Regions from separate parts of the Homo sapiens genome. Here region 2 is linked to region 1. Evidence: chromatin contacts called from ENCODE Hi-C or POLR2A ChIA-PET data. All regions are on one chromosome and are shown on one strand. Each heading gives the region's core, a stretch centred on a gene start or an enhancer-like site at or near the end of the contact. The rest is flanking DNA. Distances are from core to core; before and after follow the strand shown. Region 1 holds the start of AMIGO1 (adhesion molecule with Ig like domain 1). Region 2 overlaps CELSR2 (cadherin EGF LAG seven-pass G-type receptor 2).

Region 1 (3,549 bases), core at 696-3,195:
TAGGGTGGTATAGGCTGTGTTGAGGGTGTCATGGTGTCCGTGCAAGGTGAAATTGTGCACTTTCAATTCCACAGACAGTGTCTCATTGAAAGTCTCTCCCATGGCATAGCAGGTATACACACCACCGTCCTCGACCTGCACCTGCTGGAAAAGAAGACTGCCATCCTTAGACACACTCACTGTGCCATTGGTCACCTCATCTAGCACCCGTTCATTACTTGGTGTCACCCACACCTTGGTCATCCCTTGCTGCTTGGTGTCACACTTGATGATCAAGGTGTCACCCAGGTGGGCCTCCCAGGCACGCTCCTTGTACTCGCCACAGTTGAGGAAACTCAGGTTGAAGACATTGTGCAGCTTCTTGGAGTTCATGCAGTACAGATCCTCTTGAAAGTCCATCACGGAGCTCAGCTGCCGATACTGCCAGTGTGAAAACAGCTGGTAGAGCTCACAGTCGCAGTTCAGGGGGTTGTTATGTAGGTACAGCCCATTCTTGATCCAGGCCGGCAGCTTCTGCAGGTCAGGCAATGGCAAGTTCTTCAGCTTGTTAGAAGAGAGATCCAGGAGCGTTAGTTTGGGTAGCTTGGCTCCTTCCTTGACCAGTTCCAGAGGGAAGCGAGAGATCTGGTTCTGGCTCAAGTAGAGTTTCTGCAGCTGGGCCATGTCATCGAAGGCGCACCGGTCCACCGCCATGATGTGGTTATTGTAGAGCAGCAGCACCTCCAGTACTTGCAGGTCACTGAACAGGAACTCATCCAGTGTACGCAGCTGGTTGGAGGAGAGGTCCAGGTAGCGCAGGTTGGGTACCGGGGAAAAGGCCTCAGAGGAGATGAAGTTCAGGTGGTTGTGGCTCAGCAGCAGGGAGTGCAGTTGGGTCAGGCGCGTGGGGGTCCACTCGGCCCGCAGGCGGCTCAGGTTGTTGTGACTGAGGTCCAGTAGTGCTGTGTAACTGGGCAAGGAATGGGGCACATTGGGCAGCTGCTGCTTGGAGCAGCTGAGGATGTTGCTGGCGCACAAGCAGGCGGCAGGACAGCTAACCACGGCTCGGCCAGCTCTGGCCACCTCAAAAAGCAGCAGGGACAAGGACGGCAGCAGGAGCCAGAGGCCTCTCGGGTCACGGTGGGGGTGCATAGTGTCACTGGAGTGGGCGAGGAAGGCCACAAGGAAGATCTGGGAGGAGGTCACCCGGGCATGTTCTGGTGGGGTACGGAAGGGTCACTTGAGAGAAAGAGGATGGGTTTGTGGTCACCAAGGACTCCAGAGGGAAGGACACCCTCTCCCACTTCCCCTCCCACCCTTACCTCCACCCCCTTTGGGCTAGGAGAGAGAGATGCTGGGTAGTTTCCAGGCACTGTGCAGGCAGTGGGCTGTAAATATCGGCCGAAGAGGAGGTGGCCCGAGGGCCTACTGGGCTGGGGTCACAGGGGTGCAGGCTGCAGGTATGCACAGGATGGCAGGGACTGCTGGGAGTCACAGGGATGGCACGGGCAGGGTTTGGAGGTGGGGTCGGTGTGCCTTTTGGGAGGAGCTGAGGGAAGGTCAACAGGGCACCGGGCTGGGTAGGACGCGTCCGGTCGGGGTTGAGGGTCCCCGGGGCCTGTAGGGGCGGGCTCCCCCCGGGGCCTCCGGTCACTGCACCTGCTCGGCGAGGACGTGTCTCAGCCCATGGCCGGTCTGGGAGCTCCGTCGCGGCCTCTCCCGGCGGCGCCTCACCGGCCGGCCTGTCACTGCGCCCACCTTACGCAGGGGCCCGCGCCCGGCACCGTCGCCTCCCGGGGACTTGCGGGGCCCCGCTCCGCTCACCCTGCCACCGCCTCGACCGCTGAGCCCGCCGGAGCCCACCGACCGCGGTCGCTGCCTCCAGGTCCGCAGGCCTGGCGCGGATCGGTGCGGGGAGCCGGAGGCGCAGCGATCCCAGCGGAGGGAGCGGCGTGGGGGCAGCGAGCACCGCGCGCGCGCCCGTCGCCGCCGCCGGAGCCTCGGGGCGCGTGCGCGCGGCGGGGGCGGGGCGCACGTGCGTGTGTTTGTGTCGGAGCCGGCCGGGCGGACGCGCGCGGGGTCGTTCCCTCAACCAGCGAGCTCCGGACGCTGAGCTAAAGACGAAAATTGGCAGGAAGAGCGGCACTGGCCCCTTAGGCTCCGCTATAACTTCCTCCATCCCCCATTCCCCCATCTCCCAGCACCCTTCTCGCTACACAGACCGGCTCTCAGGAAAAGTCTAACTAAAGTGAATTCGCTGCACCTACTCGGGCAAGAGGCGTCACATGTCTTTTAATTTCGCAAATTGAAGAAATCTGGCTCAGCTCCCGCCTGCCAATGTTGGCGGGAAATTCATTAGTCACATTCTGAGGTTCCCCCTCCCTTCTCTCTGTGGCTGTGGGGTCTCAAAAATTGGGGGAGGGGTTCCCCCCACCCCACCCCCGTCTTGATGCTACTAGTTCATGACCCTTGAGGTACCACTGAAGGGCACAGCTCCTTAGCCTGCAAGCCAGCTGCGCAGGAGTGAGGGGAAAGGGGGTGTTTGGTGAGCCCAGGCCCCAGAACACCCCTTTACAGACACCTCATGCACCTCTCCCCACTCCACCTGCTACACACACACACACACACACACACACACACACACACACACACACGGACTGCATACAAGCCAGGGACAATTTCCATTCCTGGAAACTCCGAAACCCTTCCCAGCCCGGAGGAAGTCATTCAGCCCTTAGGTCTGGCCACTTGCCTTCTTCCTAAACCAGTGCCAGCTCCCCACTCCCCTTATGGAGCAATTGCAACATAGTTTCTCTGTTACCTAATCCTCAAGATGAAGGCCAGTGGTGGAGGTGGAGGGGTTTCTTCTTTAGGGTGGCCCCTGAAACAACAAGAAGCTGTTACTAGTGTATGTTGTTTGGGTTTGGGGGTGAGGAAAGAGAGAGATGCAGGAAGAGCCTAGACCTTATCATTCAAGATGTTAGCTGTTCTTGAGATGGTGGACCATAAGAAATTACCTTTTTATTTGTTCCAGTCTCTTATAACAGCAAGATCAAGACTGAAATTAATGTCTCAGTAGATTAGCTTGCTAAGAGTTTTAAAAAGAATTTATATCTGTCACATGTTTTACCATGAATTTTAGTGAATATATTATCTCTTCAAGGAGTATTAGCGTGTTAATCTTATGCATAGTGTGAAAAGGTCTTTCTGCAAGGTGCAGTGGCTCACACCTGTAATCCCAGCACTTTGGGAGGCTGCGGCAGGAGGATTGCTTGAACCCAGGAGTTCGAGAGCAGCCTGGGCAACATGGTGAGACTCTGTCTCTTAAAAAAAAAAAAGGCATGGTGGCACGCACCTGTGGTGCCCACTACTTGAGAGGCTGAGGTCGGAGGATCACTTGAGCCCTGGAGGTCAAGGCTGCAGTGAGCCATGTTTGTGTCACTGCATTCCAGCCTGGGTGACAGAGCAAGATCCTGTCTCAAAAAAAAAAAAAAAAAAGAAAGAAAGAAAGAAAGAAAGAAAGAAAGAAAGAAAGAAAGAAAGAAAGAAAAAAGAGAAAGATGTTCTGTT
Region 2 (3,549 bases), core at 603-3,102, 250 kb before region 1:
TTCCAGCCCCTGACCCCAAGCCACATACTCTATCAGCCAAATCTGGGCCCAGCCCCAGCCACTGGCACCCCAAACCCTGCCATTCCTAGCCCTCGTCAGGCATTCCAGCTCACCTGGTCCTTTCCCCAGGGGAGTCAACCACCACGGTGTCCCCATTCGTGCCCGGAGGAGTCAGTGATGGCCAGTGGCATACGGTGCAGCTGAAATACTACAATAAGGTGGGTGTGGAGGGCACAGAGGGTTGGGGGTTCTGTTCTTGCCTCAGGTGCTTACCCAGCCCTGAGTGGCATTGCCTCCAGGCTTGGGTGGGCTGGTCAGGGCATTTCTGGCTGAGAGGAAGGGAGCGGCTGGGAAGGTGCCACCTTGCTGGGCATTCCCACCCCACTGGGCACTGCTCGATGCTCTCTGTTCCACTAGGCAGCCGCAAACTTGGACACTGAGGAAGGTAGTTACATGCATAAACCACGTGAGCACACGTGTGTGTATATGCATGTGTGTACGTGTGTCTGGGCATGTGGGTGCACACAGAGGCACCCAGTGTGTGCTGGCCATGAACCTAGTGGGCTCTGTACTCAGTGTCCCCCTTCTCTGCTCTTTCCTGTCCACAGCCACTGTTGGGTCAGACAGGGCTCCCACAGGGCCCATCAGAGCAGAAGGTGGCTGTGGTGACCGTGGATGGCTGTGACACAGGAGTGGCCTTGCGCTTCGGATCTGTCCTGGGCAACTACTCCTGTGCTGCCCAGGGCACCCAGGGTGGCAGCAAGAAGTGAGCAGGGGAAAGGGCCAGGGATGGGGTGAAGTGAGGGCAGGGCCAGGCAGGGAGGGAAGGTGGAGAGGGTGGGCTTTTGGGGTCTCTCTCCCTTTGCCTCTCTTAGCCCCTGCTCAGCCCTGGGGATGGGGTCAAGACTGGGGAATCAGAGCAAGGCCCTGTGGGGCAGTCTGGGGAGGGGGCTGAGTGTTCGACAAGAACAGTTCCAGGTAGGGGTGACGCCCTTCCTGAGCACTGCTCTGCAGGGCCTCTTGGACACCTGCCTACGCCGTTCGTGTCTCTGGCCTGGCGGCAGAGCGAGCGGAGGACCAGAAGCTCCCAGCCCTCCCTTGTGCCGCCACCATCTTTGCTCCCCCAGGTCTCTGGATCTGACGGGGCCCCTGCTACTAGGCGGGGTGCCTGACCTGCCCGAGAGCTTCCCAGTCCGAATGCGGCAGTTCGTGGGCTGCATGCGGAACCTGCAGGTGGACAGCCGGCACATAGACATGGCTGACTTCATTGCCAACAATGGCACCGTGCCTGGTATGGGGGCCCGGGGTGGAGCCAGGCTGGGATCCCAGTGCTGAGAGGAGGGGCTGTGCCTGGTGTGAGGATGCCAGAATGGAGGGTCTCAGAGGCCTCTCTAACTGCTGCCACAGGCTTTCTCTTTAGAGCCCCAGCTCAGGTCCACTGAGCTGCCTTCTCTCCATTCCAGGCTGCCCTGCCAAGAAGAACGTGTGTGACAGCAACACTTGCCACAATGGGGGCACTTGCGTGAACCAGTGGGACGCGTTCAGCTGCGAGTGCCCCCTGGGCTTTGGGGGCAAGAGCTGCGCCCAGGGTAGGAGGGGCGGCTGTTAGAGGCCACAGCCTGGGTGCCATCAACAGTCTGGGAACTGGCAGGGTTGGGGCAGGCACTGGGCAGGGCTCTGCTGAGCGGGGCTGTGGGTGGAAAAGCGTGTCTGGGCAGAGCCCTGAAAGGGCAACACAGGAGACAAAGGGGCCAGTCAGAGGCAGGCCTGGGCACAGCGTGGGGCGGTCCCAGGGCAGGTACGCACTTTGGAGGGCGGGGCTGATGAGGGGAGTGGGCTCTGCCTCCCGTGCAGCCGCCACCGCTGAGCATCACAGCCCCAGGGCCCTCTGAGGCTCCACCCGTCACAGTCTGCCTTTTCCTGCCTCCCCAGAAATGGCCAATCCACAGCACTTCCTGGGCAGCAGCCTGGTGGCCTGGCATGGCCTCTCGCTGCCCATCTCCCAACCCTGGTACCTCAGCCTCATGTTCCGCACGCGCCAGGCCGACGGTGTCCTGCTGCAGGCCATCACCAGGGGGCGCAGCACCATCACCCTACAGGTGATGCATGGAAGGGCGGCTGGCCCTGGCCTGGCCATAGGGCCCTGGTAGCCTCTAGGCGGCTGGACAGAAGTGGCTGGGCAGGTCCTGGGCAGGGGTGGGGACATATAGAGGCCGCTGGATCCGTTGGGAAGGTCAATGCTGCCACCTGTTGGGCCTGAGGGAAATAAATACGCTTTCCTCTCTATGGCCTCAGCTGGGCAGCGGGATGGGTTTGATGGTCCAGAAAGGGGAACTGTGAGCTGGAGAACAGTGATTAAGGCCGTCTGCTGACCCTGTTTTCTTTCCTCCTGGTGTCAGCTACGAGAGGGCCACGTGATGCTGAGCGTGGAGGGCACAGGGCTTCAGGCCTCCTCTCTCCGTCTGGAGCCAGGCCGGGCCAATGACGGTGACTGGCACCATGCACAGCTGGCACTGGGAGCCAGCGGGGGGCCCGGCCATGCCATTCTGTCCTTCGATTATGGGCAGCAGAGAGCAGAGGGCAACCTGGGCCCCCGGCTGCATGGTCTGCACCTGAGCAACATAACAGTGGGCGGAATACCTGGGCCAGCCGGCGGTGTGGCCCGTGGCTTTCGGGGCTGTTTGCAGGTGAGTGTCCTGCCCTGCCCTCCCATCCCCTCCCCCACCACCTGCAGCCCCGCTCCACTGAGGGCAACACTGCTCCTGTCCCTCCCAGGGTGTGCGGGTGAGCGATACGCCGGAGGGGGTTAACAGCCTGGATCCCAGCCATGGGGAGAGCATCAACGTGGAGCAAGGCTGTAGCCTGCCTGACCCTTGTGACTCAAACCCGTGTCCTGCTAACAGCTATTGCAGCAACGACTGGGACAGCTATTCCTGCAGCTGTGATCCAGGTATGCTAAGGATCCAGGGCAACGGGCAGGTTATCAGGTGCCTGGGGCCACATGCTGGCTCTGCTGTGTGACCTGGGGCATGGGGCATCACACCACCTCTCTGAGTCTTAGTTGCCTACACAACAAAGCCATAGCCAGCTGATAGGATGCTATGTGGAAAGAAACAGATGAAGGGTTTGATGGAAGATGGTGCCAGGGGAGGGTGGGGGAATGAGCCTCTCTGGTCCTTCTGGTCCCAGGTTACTATGGTGACAACTGTACTAATGTGTGTGACCTGAACCCGTGTGAGCACCAGTCTGTGTGTACCCGCAAGCCCAGTGCCCCCCATGGCTATACCTGCGAGTGTCCCCCAAATTACCTTGGGCCATACTGTGAGACCAGGTAAGCAGACCAGGGCATGTGGCAGCAGGTCCCAGTGGCTGCTGCTTCTCTCTGGTGTGTCCCTCAGAGCCCCGAAAGCCTGGCTGATCCACAGCCAGGGTCAGAAGGGCCACATAGGGCTCACCTAGGTTAGGTGGGAGTGGCAGGGGGAGCTCATGCCTACCTGGGTCCCTCTCTGCAGGATTGACCAGCCTTGTCCCCGTGGCTGGTGGGGACAT

Evidence for each region. Hi-C counts contacts between places; a loop is a spot of excess contacts on that map. ChIA-PET counts read pairs that join two places held with the same protein, here RNA polymerase II (POLR2A). Pooled maps may share reads with other maps.
Region 2: a pooled map shows a loop between it and region 1 (2.3-fold over the local background). The contact joins the enhancer-like site here to the promoter of AMIGO1 in region 1. A Hi-C loop is called at or near these places in 10 of 168 maps with a recorded cell type or tissue (CD4-positive, alpha-beta T cell, CD4-positive, alpha-beta memory T cell, CD8-positive, alpha-beta T cell and 7 more), 3 of 37 single-sample maps with no recorded cell type and 13 of 50 pooled maps. POLR2A ChIA-PET finds 5 or more read pairs at or near these places in 3 of 52 experiments (A673, CD4-positive, alpha-beta T cell and PC-9).

What each region holds. Positions count from the first base shown.
Region 1 is chr1:109,507,782-109,511,330 of GRCh38, forward strand. AMIGO1 (adhesion molecule with Ig like domain 1) reads right to left here and starts at 1,946. Exons shown (of 2, transcript NM_020703.4): 1 at 1,639-1,946; 2 at 1-1,218. The coding sequence starts at 1,131. It overlaps LOC105378893 (a long non-coding RNA gene), which reads right to left. Exons shown (of 3, transcript XR_001738179.2): 3 at 2,821-2,860. RefSeq lists silencers at 1,550-1,609, 1,620-1,769, 1,830-1,949.
Region 2 is chr1:109,261,679-109,265,227 of GRCh38, forward strand. CELSR2 (cadherin EGF LAG seven-pass G-type receptor 2) reads left to right here. Exons shown (of 34, transcript NM_001408.3): 5 at 130-218; 6 at 609-766; 7 at 1,128-1,291; 8 at 1,464-1,589; 9 at 1,933-2,099; 10 at 2,400-2,687; 11 at 2,776-2,950; 12 at 3,190-3,331; 13 at 3,513-3,549. Among named protein-coding and RNA genes, the nearest start is that of CELSR2, 14 kb to the left of the region's middle. RefSeq lists silencers at 2,038-2,087, 3,466-3,549 and an enhancer at 2,065-3,047. Within about 2 kb of position 1,853, at least 4 of the 41 ENCODE cell types and tissues checked have a DNase peak (open chromatin) inside an H3K27ac peak, as active enhancers do; they include mammary epithelial cell, where a contact is called at or near this core.